2 separate regions of the Homo sapiens genome follow, and region 1 is linked to region 2. A link is a loop called in an ENCODE intact Hi-C map of the cell type or tissue named here. Cell type or tissue: natural killer cell. All regions are shown on one strand. Each heading gives the region's core, and the rest is flanking DNA. Links, peaks and the distances in the headings are about the cores only.

Evidence for each region. Peaks named below come from ENCODE experiments on the same cell type or tissue, not always from the same donor. Only the 100,000 strongest peaks of a DNase experiment are listed, where the experiment ranks them.
Region 1: it touches region 2 in a loop (11-fold over the local background); 8 of 110 quality-filtered maps call a loop at or near these places.

What each region holds. Positions count from the first base shown.
Region 1 is chr16:357,817-367,776 of GRCh38, forward strand. MRPL28 (mitochondrial ribosomal protein L28) reads right to left here. Exons shown (of 6, transcript NM_006428.5): 6 at 9,153-9,960. The coding sequence ends at 9,859. Among named protein-coding and RNA genes, the nearest start is that of MRPL28, 7.7 kb to the right of the region's middle. RefSeq lists enhancers at 3,058-3,906, 3,907-4,754, 5,383-5,890, 5,891-6,397, 6,398-6,904. In natural killer cell, for the core only: a CTCF peak has its summit at 4,509 (motif pointing left); a DNase peak (open chromatin) is centred at 4,525.
Region 2 is chr16:298,503-309,254 of GRCh38, forward strand. It overlaps AXIN1 (axin 1), which reads right to left. Exons shown (of 11, transcript NM_003502.4): 5 at 5,802-5,939. Among named protein-coding and RNA genes, the nearest start is that of PDIA2, 21 kb to the left of the region's middle. In natural killer cell, for the core only: no CTCF peak of the experiment used is centred there; a DNase peak (open chromatin) is centred at 5,369; H3K27ac peaks cover 192 bases.

The DNA.
Region 1 (9,960 bases), core at 1,417-9,416, 59 kb after region 2:
TGGAAGCAGAAGCATGAAGTTCCATTTTCTTCTTTGCATGTTCAGGAATGTCTACAGGGATGTAACAGTTATGGTCCCGTGGAACGGTCTGTGTAAGTTAACCCACTGAAGGAGACGGGCATCACGGCTGAGGCCCTGAGGGGTGGAACTGACCACTGGGCAGTGTGTGTCCAGCAGGGTGATGGTCACGGCTGATGGCAGCCACATCGCCCCACGGTGGCCTGGGGCCTGGCATGGAGGTTCTGCCACCTTCCTGAGAGACACACCCTGCCAGGGGCTTCCTGGGCCATCCCAGCTGTTGGTGTCACTTTGGGCTGGGGCCTCCCCGGCCTCCACATCTGGCAGCCCCCTTAGCACTGATGTGCCCCTAGATAGGTCCTTCCTCCTCTCCCCCTCACACCTGTCGGGCAGGTGTGTCATCCAACTATGTTGCAACACGCTTCCTATTTGGAGTGGTCCACATAGCTCTGTAGCCAAAGCTGCCTCCGCAGGGCAGATGCCCCAGGAGTGATCCTGGTCCCCACAAAAGGCAGAGGCCTGGGGGAAGGGGAGCAGGGCCCTACCTCATATGCCCTGGCTCCAATATCAGGTCAGTGTGACTGTCACCATGGCCATGGATGACCTGACGGCCTCTGCCCCCGGGACCCACCATTGGCTGGGCACCTGTGGTCAGGAGGACCCACCCACAGAGAGGTGGAGGGTGAACCACTCAGCCGCTGCGGGGCAGGGGCCCAAAGAAACGGGTGCTGTGTGTGGCCAGGCTCGGTGGCTCACACCTGTAATCCCAGCACTTTGGGAGGCTGAGGCGGGTGGATCACCTGAGGTCAAGAGTTCGAGACCAGCCTGGCCAACATGGTGAAACCCCGTCTCTACTAAAAATACAAAAATTAGGCCAGGCACAGTGGTTCACGCCTGTAATTTTAGCACTTTGGGAGGCCAAGGTGGGCGTATCACCTCAGGTCAGGAGCTCGAGACCAGCCTGGCCAACGTGGTGAAACCCCATCTCTACTAAAAATGCAAAAAATTAGCCAGGTATGGTGGCAGGCCCCTGTAATCTCGGCTACTGGGGAGGTTGGGGCAGGAGAATCACTTGAACCCAGGAGACAGAGGTTGCAGTGAGCCAAGATTGTGCCAAGGCACTCCAGCCTGGGCAACAGAGTGAGACTCCATCTCAAAAAAAAAAAAAAAAAAGAAAAAGAAATGAAACGGCTGCTGTGGCCACAGTGCTTGGTCCCCGCTGGCTCCGGGTCCATACTTGTCCCCTGGGGCAGGCCCCAGACCTGCCGTCACCCACGTCGCCTGCGCCCAGCCCCGTCCAGCAGACCTGACAGTCCCCACATCCCCGCTGGCCTCCAGGGGTCAAGGGTCAGGACGCCAAGGCCAACAGGAAAGCACTGGCAACAGGGCGGGGGCCTGGCCAGCCAGGCGGCCCAGAGGCGGTCCCCTCCATCCCAGGGTACTGTCCACACCTCCCAGTGTCCTGAGGGGAGTCCTCCTGCACTGCCTTTCTGAAGAGTTCTGACCCCAGGGTGTCCAGGGGCTGGGACTGGGGCCAGGTGGATACCAGGATGTGGTCAAGTAGGCCTGCCTGGAGGGTCCGGCCGCAGGGGCTGGGGAAGTAGGAGGGGAGGGCGGCCACCACTTCCCAACTCGGGAGCTGCTGACATCAGGGGACTGTTGGGCCTGGCCTGGCACCTGCCTCCCAGGAGACCTGAGTGCCCATCCTTGTCTTGGGCCAGCCTGTAGCCCTAGGCAAAGCAGGCACCTCCTTGTGCCAGTGTCCCCCTGGGCAAAGTGATCGTCCTGACCTGGCCTCACAGCCCCAGAGGTCCGTGTGTGACCCTCTCTGACAGGCCGGGTGGCGGGATGGAGCCCACGGCTGGCCATGGACCAGGTCTGGTGTCCCAGGCACATTGTGAGCACAGGGCAGGGCCTGCTGGCCTCCCCCAACCTCAGTGCTGTTTTCCCAAAAAGAGGTGGCATCCAAGTGCAGGGGCCATGCCCCGAGGGGCCTCGCGCTGACTTCGGGAAGTAGCAGGTGACGTCCCACCTCCCTGGGCAGCCTCAGGCCGCTTCCTGTCCTTGTTGGGGGGACTCCTGCCCCTGCCACACCGACCACAGTCCTTGTCCCTGCTGTTCCCTCACCTGAACGCCCTTCCCTGCCCTGACGGCCTCCATCCCACACGCCTCTCCGGGCGCTGCCGCCCCCCCGTTGGTGCTCATCTGTCCTTCTGCCCACTATCCCCAGCGGCCCCGATACCTGCACACCCCAGTGCCCAGCGGTTCCCCCTCGAGCTGGCAAGGGGACATTAAATGGGAGGTGAGGAAGTGCGGCCCCCAGCGGGCAGCTGCCTTTGCCCCGGCCCACCTGCGCCCCCGCCCACCTGTGCCCTCCGCCGCCTCCCTCTGCTTGGCTGTCCCAAGATGTCTCTCTCCACTGCCTAGGAACCCTGAGGCCGCGGCCAAGTTCTGAGCGTGTGACTGTGTGTGCTGGGCCCCAGGCCCCTTTGTCGCCGCGGCGTCTGTCGTGGCAAACAAAAGTGAACCGGATTAGCCACAGTGGATTAAAAGATTTACGTCTCAGAGTTTACCTAATAACCTAACAATCGTGTCAACGGGAGCTTTGAACCCCCAGGGCGCGCCTGCCAGGCCAACTGAGAGCTCAAGGCCTCTGTGGGCAGCAGGACGTGGTCGGGGGGAGGAGACGCAGCCACGGCTGTCCTCACACCCAGCTCGGCCCCTGCGGGCTCCTCTGGGCAGAACCTGGGGAAGGCACGGCCTCTAGCAGGAGGTGGAGGCCTTTGAAAGGGTGCAGGTGTTGGGACCAGGTACCCGGCCCAGGCCCCCAGCCGCGTCCACACACGTCGCACACGGCAGCAAGGACGCAAGCAGTGTGGAGGTGGCCGCGTCGGCGACGTATGGGCCCCGTGGTGCTGCGGTGCACGACCTCTGTGCTGTCACCCCACAGTGTCCGCTCCTGCACGTACACGCGTGCACGCGCACACACGTGCACACGCACACACACACAAGCACGCCCCGCTTTGATCTCTAAAGGAGAGTCCATTGACAAGCTCTTAATCGCAGCTGCCCTTGCAGGGCCTGTCCCTGAAGTCCCGAGTAATGGGATTTGGCGCTTCTGATCCATCGGGCTGGCCGCTTCCCGTGTCATAGGTGGACATTTTTTTTCTTTATATCGCTTCTGTTTCTTTTTTTTTTTTCTCCTCGAAAAAATGCTGCTTAAACGGCACCGACTTGACATGGCTTGTCTCCTAACCTTGGAGTGGCGGCCGGGACGCCGGCCTGGATCAGTCGGGGGTCTTTGATGCCGCCTCCATGTGAAACCTGACGTGGAAGACCCACCGGGGCGGTTTTGGGGTCCGAGGTCCGTCAGGATTCATCCTGCCTCACCCTGCTCCCTTTGTCTCTTCCCCTGACCCTTCCTCGGGACACCCGGAGAGGGTCTGAGGGTGAGGGTGCGGGCGCTGCGTGTGGGCTTGCACTCGAGGGTGGGGTGGGCCGAGGGCAGGGCCGCAGCCGCGAGAACAATGGGCAGAGGAGGCGCGTCCACCTGTCCGCCCGGCCGCCTGCCCGGCTTACCTCACCTGCCTGGCTCCGTGTGCCTGCTCACGCCCCACCGTCCCGCTGTCCGCCATGATGGGCTTGGCCGTCCGTCCGAGCACTTTCAGCCACTCTGGGAAGCAGGTCCCTGCTCTTGGCCACTGTGTGGCTGGGAGGCAGAAGCGTGACTCTGGGCTGCAGCTCGGGCTCCTGCCGCCGATTGGCTGAGGCAGGGACCAGATGACGGGCCTCAGAACCCTATGGTAGCCATGGCAACCAGCCCCTTTAGACACCGCCACCCCCGAGCCACTCCTGACTGCTGAGGGAGCAGGCGGCACTGCCCGTGGGCCCATGCCAGGGTCCCCTTGGAGGAACGAGGTGGGCATGGCTGCATGGTAGCTGTCCCCACAACAGCTGTTAAGCGTTTCCGTGTGTTTCATTCATGTCCAGTGTGTGGGGTCCTTGCCCCTCTCCTGGCCTGTCCGGGGCCACTCTGTGCCCTGCCTTACCCCCAGCAGAGGCAGAAGCACTGGCCTTGCAGCCCCTGCTGAGAGGAGGACTTCAGGTCAGGCTTGCCTCAGGGGCTGAAGGCCAGGCCCAGTCTGGTGGGAAAATAAAGGGTGGGAGCAGTGGAAGCGGGAGCAGGGAGAACTTCCCAGCCCCACTGGGCAGAGCCAAGCTCTCGCCCACCTCAGACGGCAAAGGCTGCCAGCTTTCTCTCCGCCCACAGTCCACTCCGCCACCCTCTCGTTAGCTGCGGCCTGTGGAATACGTGCACGTGCTCACACAGTCCCGTCTCACAAGCCCCCTGAGGCCCCTCCCGAGGCCTTGCTCCCTGGACCTTGGGTTCCCACTGGGCAGGACTCTGGGTCTTTGGCCACACTGAGGAGACCGTCTCGCCATCAGTCACACACCTGCGGCTGCACCCGCTCTCCCCTGGGCTGCAGTGCCCTCTTGCGTCCCAAGAACGCCTCTTCCCTCCAGGGCGCACCAGCATTGGCCCCTGGCAAAGCTTTCCCGTATGTCTGGAGACGAGGCTTCTCAACCGTCACCCGTGGACATCCTGGGCACTGCAGGGCACTGAGCATCCCCGGAACCACCCCCTGCCCCCAGCCCCGTGACAGCCAGAAACAGTGTTGGCTTGTCCACGCGCTCTGACAGCAGCACTGCCTGGCCAAGACCCCTTCGAAGGCTTCCCCTAAGCCCGGGAAGCTGAGTCCCACTTCCTGGCCCAGGCCCAGCACCCGATGAGCAGAATCTGGTGATGAACAGCTGCAGGACTGCAAGGAGCAAGCGAGAGCCTTGGGCTGCTGCAGCCCAGGGAGGCCACTACCAAGGCCATCAGAGGGACCCGGGATCCAGGGGAGCCTGGAGCATGGTCCATGGGGATCCACCTTCAAGAGAGCGACTTCGGGGCCAGTCCCAGGGAACCGGGCTTGGCATGGGCCTGGGCGCCGGGGGTCTCGGGCCGCGGCTGCTCCCCCAGGACTCTGGGCGCCGGGGGTCTCGGGCCGCGGCTGCTCCCCCAGGACTCTGGGCGCCGGGGGTCTCGGGCCGCGGCTGCTCCCCCAGGACTCTGGGCGCCGGGGGTCTCGGGCCGCGGCTGCTCCCCCAGGACTCTGGGTCCGGATCCAAGCTTCTTCGCACTGGCCTGGTTGTGAGCCGCCTGTCCCAGGATGGAACCCGGCCTTGAAGCCCTTCCCATGCCATGCTCAGAGCTACCAGCTTGTCTGGGGACAGGATGTGGGTAGGGACACCATCCCAGGACAGCAGGCAGTGGTTAGGGAGGATGGTCCAAGGCTGGAGCCCGCCTAGGGAGGGCTGCGGGGCGCTGCGGCAGAGGGAGCCAGGACCGCACGGGAGCCCAGGCTGCTGGGTGTGGCCATGTGGCCAGGGTTCCAGCTTGGGTGGCTGGTGGGTGTCAGAGGGACAGGGACTCAAGGGAGCCTGGGAGCCCCACACAATCCAGCCCGTGCCTGGGGCCAGCAGAGGGCTGGAGTTACAGACGGGCACTGGTGAGAGGGCGAGGGCGGCCAAGGACTGAAGGTGGAGGCGGAGCCCTAAGCAGGCCCGCGGGACACACAGTGGTCTCCCGGCAGCTCCCTTGGGCTCCCAGCACCCTGACGGGGGCACAGGACAGGAGCAGAGTTGCCAAGCGACCCAGAGGGCCCGCCCGCTCTCCATGCCCTTCCCTCCACTATCCTGCTGCTCTGTGCACCTGAGCAGGACTCAGGAAGCAGGCGAGACCCTTGGGGTCAGGGGTCAGACATGGACTTGTGACTGGGTGCCTCAGGCCAGCCTCACATCCACTCCACCCTACCCTTCCTGGCCTTGGCTTCCCCGTCTCTATGTGGAGTGATGGGGTCACTGACACCCCTTCCAGTCCTCCAGTTTTCTACCCCCAAGGGATCCCTGCCCATAGCCGTGAGGGTCCACCCCGGAGTCCACCCTCAGGTCCACAGCCCATTCTCTGCCCGACACCGCGGCTGACTGTTGTCATGGAAACACATGGCCTCTGCCAAGCCTGGGACACGCGTGGGGAACTCCTGGCCCCTGAGGGCTCCGAGAGGCTGGGGCTGGTGCAGGCCGGCCCAGGGCAGCTCTGCCTCCTGTGGGGTTGATCTTGCTCTGCACAGATCCCTCTCCCACTCCAGGTGCCTGAGGGTCTGCACGCCTCAGTGAGGGAGAACTGGCCGTTCTCAGAGACGGAGTCCAACACTTCAGGAAGGAGCCTGACAGGTGTGATTGGTGAGGATGGCAGAAGGAGGGTCTGGTGGCCCCAGCCCGGCCTGGCTCTGGAAGGGGTGGGGTGGGCATAGGGAGGGCAGGGAAGGGGTGGGGTGGGCGCGGGGAGGGCGGGGTGGGCGTGGGGAGGGCGGGGAGGGCGGGGAGGGGTGGCCAGCAGCCATTCCCAGGTTGGCTGCCCGGGCTCCCAGCTCAGTTCTCAGTTCCCCACACACATGTTGGAGCCGGTACAGTCCCTGGGACCCCTCCCCACAACCCAGAAGGCAGAATAGCATGCTGGATCCAGCTGCTGGGTCTGTCCCAGACCTGAGTCACGGTTTGGTCTTGAGGGATGGGTCCGGCATTTACGGAAGGCCTCTTACCTTTTTCTCAGTCAAGGACTTTTGTGGCCTCTGACCAGAAAGTTGTCAGGGCCCTGGCCACACCCAGACCCCACCTCAGTCTGGCCTGGCCTCCCCTGCGGGAGGACTAAACAGCCATGGGTTCCATCGAGGTGACTGGCAGAGGAGGTAACCTGCTGAGGCCAAATGCAGCTTCTCCCACTGGCCAGCTGGTAGCCTGGTCCCAAACCCACAACCCTGAGTCAACACAAGTCAGGACACACTGATAAGCACGTGCCACCATGGCCGACAGGGGGACCGAGGCCAGCGCCTACCAGCCCATTGCCAAGCCTGGCCCCTAACTTCTTGGGGCCCCCAGAGTCTGACCCAGGAAGCCCTACAGGCCTTGGCAGGAGCCCTGCTTACCGTGGGGCTTGGTTGGGGTGGGAAAGAGCAGGTGGTGAGTGAGGGGCAGCCACCGAGGCCTGAGTTGGGAGGTGCTGGACACACACACCATCAGGGAGTCAGGGGCAGGCCGAGGGGCTGGAGGGGGCTTGGCTTAAGTTCACAGCTGAACACGGGAACTGTGCAGGGCAGGGCGTGGCCACAACATCCCAACTCTGGCTAGAGCTGGGGCACGGAACAGCACTCATGCTGTGGGCAGCTGGGCTGAGCCTCATGGCCCCACAGAGCTGACTGAGCACTGTCTGTTTTTCATAAAGTGTTTTTTTTTTGAGACAGAGTTTTGCTCTTGTTGCCCAGGTGGAGTGCAATGGTGCAATCGTGGCTCACTGCAACCTCCACCTCCCGGGTTCAAGCAATTCGCCTGCTTCAGCCTCCCAAGTAGCTGGGATTACAGGTGTGCGCCACCACACCCGGCTAAATTTTTGTATTTAGTAGAGATGGGGGTTTCACTATGTTGTCCAGACTAGTCTTGAACTGCTAACCTCAGGTGATCTGCCTGCCTCAGCCTCCCAAAGTGCTGGGATTATAGGTGTAAGCCACAGTGCCCGGTATGATTTTTATTTATTTTTTTGAGACGGTGTCTCGCTCTGTCGCCCAGGCTAGAGTGCAGTGGTGCGATCTCCACTCACTGTAACCTCCACCTCCCGGGTTCATGCCATTCTCCTGCCTCAGCCTCCCGAGTAGCTGGGACTACAGGCACCTGCCACCATGCCCAGCTAACTTTTTTGTATTTTTAGTAGAGATGGGGTTTCACCGTGTTAGGTCTCGATTTCCTGACCTCGTGATCCGCCCGCCTCGGCCTCCCAAAATGCTGGGATTACAGGCGTGAGCCACTGCGCCCGGCCTTTTTTTTTTTCTTTTTGAGACAGAGTCTCGCTCTGTCACCCAAGCTGGAGTACAGTGGTGCAATCTCAGCTCACTGCAAGCTCTGCCTTCCAGGTTCAAGCGATTCTCCTCCCTCAGCCTCCCGTGTAGCTGAGATCACAGGCATGTGTCAACATGCCTAGCTAATTTTTTGTATTTTTAGTAGAGATGGGGTTTCACCGTGTTGGCCAGGATGGTCTCTATCTCCTGACCTCGTGATCCACCCGCCTCGGCCTCCCAAAGTGCTCGGATTACAGGTGTGAGCCACCGTGCCTGGCCTAAAATTTTTTTCAAGGTCGTTCACAGAGCAGGGGCATCACATGAAGGCACTGGTGTGGGGAGCAGCAGGACATGTCGGCAGAGGTGCCCGGTGTGGAAAGAGACCTCGGGGGCCCTCCCAGGGCTCTGAACCAGGCAGGTCCTGACCCCAGGGACCCCTTGCGGCCCCGGGAGCCACGTGCTCCCCTGCAGTCCAGCAGGGCCAACTGCAGACTCCCTCTGGACTCTGCCACAGCCCCCTTGGGAGCCAGGGGCCCCTCAATCAGCCAGCAGGCCCACGTCAGGCAGCTGCCTCCAGTTCACCCCATCCTGCCACCAGCTGGGGCTGGCTTAGGCTCAGGGGACATAAACCCCCCCTTGTCATTCTGCACATGCAGCTGGGGGAGCCCTCCCTCTGTGCTCCCTGGGAAAACCGAATGGGTCCGGAGGATCAGGATTTCCAGGTAAGGGTTGGGGGAGAGGGTCAGGTACCCCCAAAACCTCAGGGCGGGAAATGCCTTAGGGTGCACAGCCCGGCTTCCCGCTGGCCAAACCTCCACCCTGCAGGTCAGGTGGAGGTAGCAGGAGGGGACACCAAGGTCGCAGGTCCCCAAGTTCGTGTCGCCCCCACCTCCTCTACCACTCGCCACAACAGTGCTGACCAGGGAGAGGCTCCTGACTCAGGCAGCTGCACCAGCACGGCCCTCTGAGGGCCTGCCCCTCCTGGTTCCTTCCAGTACCTGCAGAGCCAGACCACAGCCTCCCTTGCCCTGCTCTGAAGAATGTTCGAGAAGGGCAGGAATGTGCAATGGAGAGGGAATGGGCATCATCCGGCTGCACCCCTGGATGCCCCCAGCTACACCAGACCCTCTACCAGAGGAAAGAAAGACACAGAATACGGCCAGGGGAGGTGGCTCACGCCTGTAATCCCAACACTTTGGCAGGTTGAGGCAGGTGGGTCACCTGAGGTCAGGAGTTCAAGCCCAGCCTGGCCAACATGGTGAAACCCCTTCTCTACTAAAATACAATTAGCCATACATGATAGCGGGGTGCCTGTAATCCCAGCTACTCAGGAGGCTGAGACAGGACAATCACTTGAACTCTGGAGGTGGAGGTTGTAGTGAGTCCAGATCGTGCCACTGCACTCCAGCCTGGGTGACTGAGCAAGACTCCGTCTCAAAAAAAGAAAAGAAAAAAAAACACAAAACACAGAATTGAACCTCGCTCTCTGCAGCTCACCGGGGGACGGGCACAGCCAGAGTCAATGCCCACGGCTCATCCGAGGTCTCAGGGGCAGCAAGGGCAGGGGTGACAGGATCAGGATCCCCAAAGAGAACACCAGTCCTCAAAGCAAAGATACACACACACAGCCTGGCCCAGACTTTACTCGCTCCCGGCCCCACGGGCACAAGGAACACTGCCGCAAACGTCGGGGCCCAGCCTGAGAGGAGCCTCTGGGCGGCCCAGGCCTCCTGGGGATCCCTGCCAAGCTGGCCCCGGGCTGGAAGGTGCATGGGCAGCACACGAAACCAGGATCCACCCACTGCCCACCGGTGGCCCTCACAGCTCCCCGGGATCTGTGTCCTCAGTGCAAAGGGCCTGGCAGGGAAAGCTGGGCCTGTTGGTCAGGCATGGAGGAGCTGTGTGGTCACTGGCCACTGGCTCTCTTCTGCACCACCGCCGGCTCTGACAGTGCCTGCTGCTGCAGCTGCTGGATCAGCTCCGCCACATAGATCTTGAACAGGGGTAC
Region 2 (10,752 bases), core at 1,366-9,365:
TAGTTTAGTTTTATTCTTTTTTTGAGACAAGTTCTTGCTCTGTTGCCCAGGCTGGAGAACAGTGGTGTGATCTCAGCTCACTGCAGCCTCCGCCTCCTAGGCTCAAGCGATCCTCCCACCTCAGCCTCCAGAATAGCGGAGACCACAGCCGTGTGCCACCACGCCCAGCTAATTTTTTTGTACTTTGGGGACAGATGCGATTCTCACCATATTGGCCAGGCTGGTCTCGAATGCCTGAGCTCAAGCAATCTGCCTGCCTTGGCCTGTATATATATATATTTTTTGAGACAGAGTCTTGCTCTGTTACCCAGGCTGGAGTGCAATGGTGCCATCTCGGCTCCCTGCAACCTCTGCCTCCTGGGTTCAAGTGATTCTCCTCCTTCAGCCTCCCAAGTAGCTGAGACTACAGGTGTGCGCCACCACACCCAGCTAATTTTTGTATTTTTAGTAGAGACAGGATTTCACTATGTTGGCCAGGCTGGTCTCGAACTCCTGACCTCATGATCCACCCACCTCGGCCTCCCAAAGTGTTGGGATGACAGGCATGAGCCGCCGCGCCCGGCCTCCCATTATATTTTAAGGAGAACCTTGTACAGAACGGCTCTTGGGTTATGTACATGTTGTGATGCTGCCTGACGAGCTTCCACATGAAGCCGGTGGAGTTTCACTTGATTCTCCAAGTTAACAGGTGCTGAAGCTTATCTGTCAGAGCAAACATTTGATCACTTTAATTCCAAGTTGCATCTCATACTTATTTTCTCATCTTATTGGACTGACAAACTAAAACAGTATTGAGTAAATCTGGTGTCAATACAAAAGAAAGAGAGGGAACTAAGTTACCATGTATCTATGTATGTATTTATTTATTTAGAGTCAGAGTCGCTCTGTCAGCCAGGCTGGAGTGCAGTGGCACGATCTTGGCTCACTGCAACCTCCACCTCCCGGGCTCAAGCAATCCTCCTGCCTCAGCCTACCGAGTAGCTGGGATTATAGGAGTGTGCCACCATGCCTGCCTAATTTTTTTGTATTTTTAGTAGAGACGGGGTTTCACCATGTTGGCCAGGCTGGTCTCAAACTCCTAACCTCAGGTAATCCACCACCCTCGGCCTCCCAAAGTGCTGGGATTACAGGAGTGAGCCACCACAACCGGCCTATTTATTTTCATTTTTTTGAGACAGAGTCTCGCTCTGTCACCCAGGCTGGAGTGCAGTGGCACGATCTCGGCTCACTGCAACCTCCGTCTCCCGGGTTCACACCATTCTCCTGCCTCAGCCTGCCCAGTAGCTGGGACTACAGGTGCCCGCCACCACGCCCGGCTAATTTTTTATATTTTTAGTAGAGATGGAGTTTCACCGTGTTAGCCAGGATGGTCTCGATCTCCCGACCTCGTGATCTGCCCACCTCGGCCTCCCAAAGTGCTGGGATTACAAGTGTGAGCCACCGTGCCCGGCCTATTTTTATTTATTTAATTTTTTTTTGAGACGGAGTTTCACTCTTGTGTCCCAGGCTGTAGTGCAATCTCCGCCTCCCGGGTTCAAGTAATTCTCCTGCCTCAGCCTCCCGGGTAGCTGGGATTACAGGCACCCACCACCATGCCCAGCTAAATTTTTTGTATTTTTAGTAGAGACTGGGTTTCACCCTGTTTGCCAGGCTGGTCTCGAACTCCTGACCTCAGGTGATCCACCCACCTTGGCCTCCCAAAGTGCTAGGATTACAGGTGTGAGCCACCACACCTAATCGCAGTGGTGCCATCACAGCTCAAGGCAGCCTCAACCTCCAGGGGTCAAGCGATCCTCCTGCTTCAGCCTGCCAAGTAGCTGGGACTACAGGTGCATGCCACCATGTCCCATTAATTTTTTCTTTTTCTTTTTTTTTTGTAGAGATGGGGAATCTCACTATGTTGTCCAACCTGCTCTTAAATTCCTGGCCTCAAGTGATCCTTCTGTCTTGGCCTCTCAAAGTGTTGGGATTACAGATGTGAGCCACTGTGCCCCACCTACCTCTATATTTTAATATAAACAAACCTCCCAACGTTTAGCACCCAACTCTCACACCTGCAAAAGTATCCAAATGCAACTGGAACAGGCGTGCCCCAGAGCTGGTGTGGGCTTGGCTGCGGGCACCTGCACTGGGGCTGAGGGTGAAATATGGCACTAAAGAGGACAGACGGATGCTGGAGCAGAGCCGGGGGACAGGTGGGTGGTGGGCATCCCCTGGCGGATGCAGCTATGCTGCCTCCCTTTCCTTGGTTTTGTAGGACTAAAGGGCCCGGGCACTCTGGGGAGAAATCTTAACCGAGGGTCTTCCTAGGGACTAAAAGTGTTTGGAGTTTTGATGCCGTTCACTGCCTTGGCCGAGCTCCACATCGGCAGGAATTCTATCATGGGGCTGTGAAATGTTACAGATTAACTTAACCACTCGGCTAATGGTTTTTGTTTTCTTCTTTGTGCTTTAATTTCCCAAATTTCACAATGAAAATAGGTTATTTAAAAAATCTGGAGTTCACGCCTGTAATCCCAGCACTTTGGGAGGCCGAGGCGGGTGGATCACAAGGTCGGGAGATCGAGACCATCCTGGCTAACATGGTGAAACCCCGTCTCTACTAAAAATACAAAAAAATTAGCCGGGCGTGATGGTGGGCGCCTGTAGTCCCAGCTACTGGGGAGGCTGAGGCAGGAGAATGGCGTGAACCCGGGAGGCAGAGCTTGCAGTGAGCTGAGATCGTGCCACTGCACTCCAGCCTGGGCGACAGAGCGAGACTCTGCCTCAAAAAACAAAACAAAACAAAGCAAAAAAAAAAAAAAAACTGGAGTTATTCCTTTTAGGGAAGGACCACCACTCCTGGGCCCTGGTGGTGCTGGATCCACACACCTGTGGGCACTGCCATGCTCCCTGTTGCTGGGACAGAGCCAGGACTCCATGGGGTGGGGAAGCCTTGAGAGTCACAGGTGAGAGCCACACACTCAGCACCTGTGGCTACGCCTGCCTTTAACATGTCTTGCTTAAGGCCAGGCACGGTGGCTCGTGCCTGAAATCCCAGCACTTCGGGAAGCTGAGGTAGGAGGATCACTTGAGGCCAGGAGTTCAAGACCAGTGTGGGTAATATAGCAAGATTCCATCTCTACAAAAATATTTTTTTTAAAAAATGTCTCACTCAAAATGGGAACCTGCCCTACTAGAAGCACACCCTGCGAACGGGTGAAGGCGCAAAGATCAGAAAATTACAGACGGCCAACATGACAGCAAAGCGTTCCACAGAAAATTACAGCGGCCGGCGACCGACACAACAACAAAACAGCAAAGGCTTCTGCAGAAAATGACAGCGGCCAACACGGCAGCAAAACAGCAAAGGCTTCCTTTCTTACGTTTCTGTTGTGAGCATGTTTGTTTAAGGGCTGCTAACCTTCACCTGCCACCCAAATGATGATGCTGACGTCACAGCCCGTGGGCCCGGATGTGGCCTGCGGACATGTCCATATTCTTGGTAACTCTGTTCCCAATGTTTGGTTTTCAGACAACAGCCCAGTAAGGCTCCCAGGCAGGCCCCAATGCCGCTGGCCTCAGGTGCGCACAGCCAGCCTCCTCAGGGCCACCCCAGGAAGCAAGCGAGCCGCTCCAGTGACCACCAGGTCTGCAAGGCGAGGCCTCACTCTCACCGCCACAGGGACCACGCGGCACTGATGCTGCTCCTGCCAGCCCTGCGGCCCCGGCTAGGTTCCCGATATTGGAGGACAAATTCCCTGAGTCCTTTCCTTGGGGGACTGTGGAGAAGGTGAACTTGGCACCTGCAGAGCCCTGGAGCTGGCACCACCCACACCTGTGCCCTACCCAGATGAGGGTCACCCTCAGACCAACGGCCAGGGGAGACGAGAGGATGCAGCTCCACATGGTGGCAAAACAATTTACTGAGGATAAAACAAATCGACGTCTGTGTGTGAGACATTTCCACACAAACCCCTTCATGGGGAGCTCCACCATCTGCAGCGACCACACCTGGTCCCCGCCATGAATCCCAGCTGCTCAACGAGCTATGTAAGGTCTGCCTGCCATCTCAATGGAGTGCCCGGCGCACGGTTTCCCAGATGGGCACCACCAGCGGCACCCTGCGTCCACCCTCACGGTGGCATCTCCAGGCTTCAGGGCACAGCTCACCCGGGTAGCGGGTGAAAGAGTGAGTGTACCGAGGGGTCTCCTGTGGTCTGAGGAGAGCTGAAGGTCTGCATTTTACATCAAGGATCAGGTGAATGGAAACGCTCAGAAGTGTATACATTTTCTAAGTATTCATATTCACGAACATTGAAAGGAGAATGAAGGACCACCCCCCGACTCGATGGTGCCCACTGACCTCCCATAGGAATTAATCTGGCTAAGAGAAAAGCAAAGGCATTTTTTTTTGGCACCCAGGCTGGAGTGCAGTGGCACAGCCTCGGCTCACTGTAGACCTGACCTCCTGGGCTCAAGTGATCCTCCCACCTCAGCTTCCTGAATACCTGGGACCACAGGTGTGTGCCACCACGCCCAGCTAATTTTGAAATTTTTTCTAGAGACAGGAATTTGCCACATTGCCCAGGCTGGGCTCAAACTCCTCGGCTCAAGTGCTTCACTCGCCTCAGCCTCCCATAGTGTTGGGGTCACAGGTGTGCACTGCCCGCCCGGCCAGCAAAGGCAGCCTTGCAAGTGAGACGACCAGGTGGGAAGGGGTCTCCAGAGAAACTCCAGCCGGCCTGCGCACTGGGAGGAGCGCACACTGGGGTGGAGCCACAGAAGTCTGCACCATTTGCAGCGGGGAGGAGCCAGGCCCCGCGTCTTCCTAGGTGGAACCTGGGATTCAATCTGCGAGGCGGGAAGCACACTAGCAGAACTCTGGCTTTGCGGGAAGTGATTTTTTTTTTTTTTGAGGTAGAGTTTCACTCTTGTCATCCAGGCTGGAGGGCAGTGGCGCAATCTTGGCACACTGAAGCCTCTGCCTCCTGGGTTCAAGCGATTCTCCAGCCTCAGCCTCCTGAGTAGTTGGGATTACAGGCACCTGACACCAACCCGGCTAATTTTTGTATTTTTCATTAGAGATGGGGTTTCACCATTTTGGCCAGGCTGGTCTCAAACTCCTGACCTCAGGTGATCCGCCCGCCTCGGCCTCCCAAAATTGCTGGGATTACAGGTGTGAGCCACTCGCCCGCCCGTTTCCCTTTTTACCTTTTCACCCAATAAACTCTGTCCTTCTCACCCTTCGAATTGTCTGTGAGCCTAATTTTTCGTGGCCATGTGAAAGGGACCTGTTTTTAGCTGAACTAAGCAAAGAGTCCTACAACACAAGTGCCTAGAGGGCCGTGCACCATGGCCTCAAGGAACCAAAAGTGACCAGGAGGTGGCAGAAAGTCTCAGGCATCGCAGCCCCCGACTGCACGCCACTAGCCCTTCCTGCTCTGCACATGCTCATCTCACTTGCCAGCCACACGGGGTGAAGAAGTTGAGATCACCCGCTGCAGTCTCAGCTTGTGGCCCTGCCACCCACAAAGGATCAGGTACACAGCAGGCAGCCGTGTCACCCCCGGCCCCTTCAATGCAGGTGACCAAGGTGGGTCTCTGGGCCTCTGAGGGTGGCATGGGGCCGCTGGGACATCCCATCTTGAGCTGGGGCTCGGCTGCAGAGAAAGGGGAACAGGGGACTCAGCCGGGAGGCCTCATGGGTCAGCAGGCCTCGGCCAGCCCCGGGCATCCCCATGAAGAACATCAGGACATCCCGGCGGCAAGAAAACAGCACGACACCGACGCGGAGCGCGACACCGACGCGGCCCACTCACCATGCGCACGCGCTTCAGCCGCTCCTCCAGCTTCTCCTCGGCCTCCCGCGTGCGCTGCACAGCCTCCAGGCGGTGGATGAGCTCCTCCGCGAACTTCTGAGGCTCCACGCGGACCTCCTTCGGCACCCGGTACGTGCGCTGCGAGGGACAGGACTGTGAGGCACGGGGGTTGAAAGGTCACAGGCTAAACATTTCTTTGTGAAGGGAAAGAGCGTGTGCTATCTCTGTTGTATTTTATTTTATTTTTTTGAGACAAACTCTTGCTCTGTCACCCAGGCTGGAGTGCAATGGCGTGATCTTGGCTCACTGCAACCTCTGCTTCCCGGGTTCAAGCGATTCTCCTGCCTCGGTCTCCCAAGTAGCTGGGACTACAGGTGCCCGCCACCACGCCTGGCTAATTTTTGTATTCTTAGTAGGGATGGGGTTTCGTCATGTTGGCCAGGCTGGTCTCGAACTCCTGACCTCAGGTGATCTGCCCACCTCAGCCTCCCAAAGTGCTGGGATTACAGGTGTGAGCCACCGGGCCCGGCCTTTGTTGTATTTTAAAGCAAGAGTTTACTTTTTCCTCCTTTCAGTTGGGAATCAACTTCCTCACGGTCCCCCTTTTCGTGTCCGGCCAGTCTGTCCTTCATTCCCCACGGACCCAGGAGACAGGGCTGCTTCTTTCCAGCGTCTCCCGACTACCAGATCAAGAGGCCTGAGCAGGGCAGCTTCAGGACACACAGCCGGCGCTCCCCACCCACTTCAGAGAAGCACTCGAGGAGACGCCTGCAGAAGGTGTGAGCAGAAGGCCCCCGAGGCCCCACGGCAGGGAAGGACGCCCAGGATTTGGAGGACAGGGGAGGTCTGGGAAAGGCAGGCTTTCCTTTTTAAAAGAATCTAAAGGCCAGGTGGTGGCTCACGCCTACAGTCACAGCATTTTGGGAAGCAGAGGCGAGCAGATTACTTGAGCCCAGAAATTAAGAGACCAGTCTGGCCAACAAAGTGAGACCTCATCTCTACAAACAAAAATTTTTTTTAATTAGCCGGGTGTGGTGGCACCTGTGGTTCCGACTACTTGGGAGGCTGAGGTGGGAGGATCGGATCGCATAAGTCCTGGGAGATCAAGGCTGCAGTGAGCCGAGATCATGCCACTGCCCTGCAGCCTGGGTGAAAGAGTGAGACCCTGTCTCAAAATAATAACAATACATCTGCAATGTATTTTATAGTAATATACCATATAGCTTGTTTGTTTTTGGTTTTTTTTGTTTTTGTTTTTGAGACAGGGTCTCGCTCTGTCACCCAGGCTGGAGTGTAGTGGCGCGATTTCGGCTCACTGCAAGCTCCGCCTCCCGGGTTCACGCCATTCTCCTGCCTCAGCCTCCCGAGTAGCTGGGACTACAGGCGCCTGCCACCATGCCCGGCTAATTTTTTTGTATTTTTAGTAGAGACAGGATTTCACCGTGTTAGCCAGGATGGTCTCAATCTCCTGACCTCGTGATCCGCCTGCCTCAGCCTCCCAAAGTGCTGGGATTACAGGCGTGAGCCACTGCACCCGGCCCCCCTATAGCTTTTTTTAAAAATAGAGATGGGGGTCTTGCTGTCCAGGCTGGCCTCAAACTCCTCCCACCTAGGCCTCCCAAAGCACTGGGATTACCGGTGTGAGCCACCACGCCTGGCCCTGTGTAACTTTCAAGGGTACTTCATTTTAAATTTCAAACTTCAAAACAGCTGCAAAAATAGAACAAGGAATTCCCGTCCACCTTCACCCAGATTCCCCAAGGGCTCACATTCTGCCATAACTGCTTTATCATCCCCTTACCGGCAGGCACATGCGTACACACACATGCCCACACATGCGCAGGCACACACACCCACACACACGTACACACACACGCACACACACAGGCACGCTCACTTTTCTGAACCAGTTAGAGTGTATTTAACAAAAGCAAGGTCGCTCTCATACCTAACCACAGTACAAATATGGATGGTTAAAAAAACTGACCCTGATACAATAACATCACGTGGCAGATCTTATTCCAATTTTGCCAGCTGCTCCAATAACATCCTTCATAGCAAAACATGTTTTAAAATCCAGGCCGCCAGTGTCTAAGCCGCGGAGGGATGCAGCCAGGGACAGCTCCCCTGTGACAAGCAAGCAGGGTGGCAGATGGGAGGTGGGACCCTCCGTGTGTGTGGCCTTCCTGCCCTCCCGCCGTGGGCTCTGGCGCAGTCCTGGCTCTGTGCACCCGTTTCTCATCTACACAATGAGAGTAGAAACAGCATCTAAACCTGAGAAGGATGGGGTGAGACTGGACACAGGGGCCACACAAAAGGCCTCCTCCAGGCTCAGATGTTCCACAGTAGACGAGGCTCAGAGAGAGGCTGGCCCTGGAGCCACAGGCTTCACTTCAAGGAACGTGGAGTATGAAGGGGCCAAGGGCACGCCCAGGACACTGGGTGATGCCTCAGAGCTGGGAAAAGTCACTGCTGGAGTCTGGGCCGTGCACAGCGCCAGGAAGGGGTCTGTCCCGGAGCCAAGGAGGAGCATCCAGTGCTTCTGGAAGATGATGAGGAAGGCTGGGGCTGGCACCAGCAGGGATGTGGGCCGGTGTGTCCGGGTGTGTGGACGGCAGGGCGTCCACACAGATGGCAAGGAACTAACAAGCCACCCTTTCCCGCTGCACCCGGGGCCTGGAGGCTGGGTGGCTGGGGGGCCATGCTGGCTTTTCCGTGCCCAGTGCTGGGCAAGGCGCAGACGTGGGAGTGGCACACACAGGAATGGGAGCTGCCAGCACTGCAGGGACCACGGCTGCTGTGTCTGCAGACAGCCAGAGGCGCAGACAGACGCGCTTATGGTCTGAACAGTCAGCACCACAGAGACCAAGGGCAGGATGAAAAGCCCATCATCAGGCCCAGAGAGCAGCACGGCTGAGGGGCCAACAGGAGCACTCATGCCGCCACGCGAGCTCCATAAAAAGACTCCAGGTGGCCTTGCAGGCTGCGTCACCACGGTTCTGAGAACAGCAAAACTGTCAGAGTCATCAGATTTACAGAGAATGGCAACCTCTCCAGCTTTAGAGGAACAGAAAAAAATATCATAAAGGAAAAAGCCAAGTAAATGAAAACGTGAAACTTCCAAGTAATTGTAAAGGCTAAAGATGAAGAGGCCCCTCCCCGCAGGGCACGCATTCTGGTACCAGATGCTGTAAAGCCACGGCCCCCAACCTTTTGGCACCAGGGACCAGTTTTGTAGAAGACAATTTTTCCATGGACAGTGGGGGCAGGGGGCTTTTCGGGATGAACCTGCTCCAACTCTGATGGGCAGGTGTTAAAGAGTCTCACAAGGTGCACACAGCCTGGGCCTCCGTGGGTGCAGCCACAACAGGGTTCTGCTCCTATGAGCGTCTAAGCTACTCCCCTCCTGCTGTCCCTGCTGCAGAGCCATGGACTCACCAGAGAAACGGCATAGCTTTTGCAAAACCAAGGCCCTCAACAGAGCAGAAGTGGGCAGTGCAACCACGGCACGTCCTGCTAGCTTATCGGCTTCCTGGGCCTCCCCCCGCCTCTGCTCACCACCATCCTCGGGTCCAGTTTCCCAGTAGCAGCAGTGAGCAGGCCCCGGGCAGCTGTGCCCGTGATGTGGGTTTCTCACTTGGGCCTCTGGCTGAGGGACCTCCCACCGAAGGTTCCAACCACAGCCCCACCTGACAGGCCACATGGACCTGATGCAGGTTCCTACAGAGCCTCCGATGAGGTTGTTTGCTGCAGACTGTTCACACAGAAACGCACACTGCGGCCCCCACCCCACCACACAAGGGCCCTCTGGGGGTGCGGAACGCAGCAGGGCCTGCTCCTGTCTGTGCCTGCCGCCTCTGTTGGCTTTCATCTTCCTGGCGACTCAAATGTGACCCTCCAGGACCTGAGGGCTCTGTGCTTCCCTCGGTTCTGGAAGGTTCTGACGACGACACCAGGGACTCGCCATAGGCATCCTCTTTTCTCTGTGTTGCATCCTGAGAGGTCTTTCCAGGTCCACGTTCCAGGCACCAACGCACTCCACAGCTTCTGTCCTTCCTGACCCTTCTGAGGGGAGGTTGTCTGCCTGATGCCCCCTCATCCAGAGTCTGTGGCATGCACTTTCTACACACGAAGACTCTGACCAGCACCCCAAAATCGGGGCACCCCTGTGGACAGAAGCCTCCCGCGGGCCTCAGCCCACTCAAGCCCCGTCCTCATGGGCACAGAGGGCTGTTCCGGGCCTGTGGTTGCTCAGCTGTCTTGTCTCTCGGGCCTCCGTCATCCCAGCGGCTCCGCGGGTTCTTGACGTTCAGGACCTGTGACTTGAAAATCAGAGGCCGGTGGCTGTGCAGGTGCCCTCGACTTGGGCTGTGACCTCATGATAGCCTTGGGCCATGCCTGGCAGGCAGGGCCCCAGATCTTCCACAGCACAAGCACGCACACACGCACGCACCCACACACAGCCTACAGTGTCAGCCACTTTTTGTTAAGTAGACACCATCAGTGCCTAGTTTTAGCCAAACCTGAGTCAAGGGTTGGCTGGCATCTTCTCAGAAGTGATAACAAACCAACATCCTTTCTTTTCAACCATAAAGAAATTCCTGACTTGGAAACTGATGTCTGCAGAAAAGCTAAAAGGCTAAGAAATCCTGACCAAGACTGTGTCAGTGCTCTCAAAATGCCTACTTCCCTGCACAGACACTCAGATGGTCACGTGGTTTAACCTCAGACACCGCGGCTAACAGTGCGTTGCGCAGTGGCTCACACCTGTAATCCCAGCACTTTGGGAGGCTGAAACGGGCGGATCACGAGGTCAGGAGATCGAGACCATCCTGGCTAATACGGTGAAACCCCATCTCTACTAAAAATACAAAAAATTAGCCGGGCGTGGTGGCAGGCGCCTGTACTCCCAGCTACTCGGGAGGCTGAGGCAGGAGAATGACGTGAACCC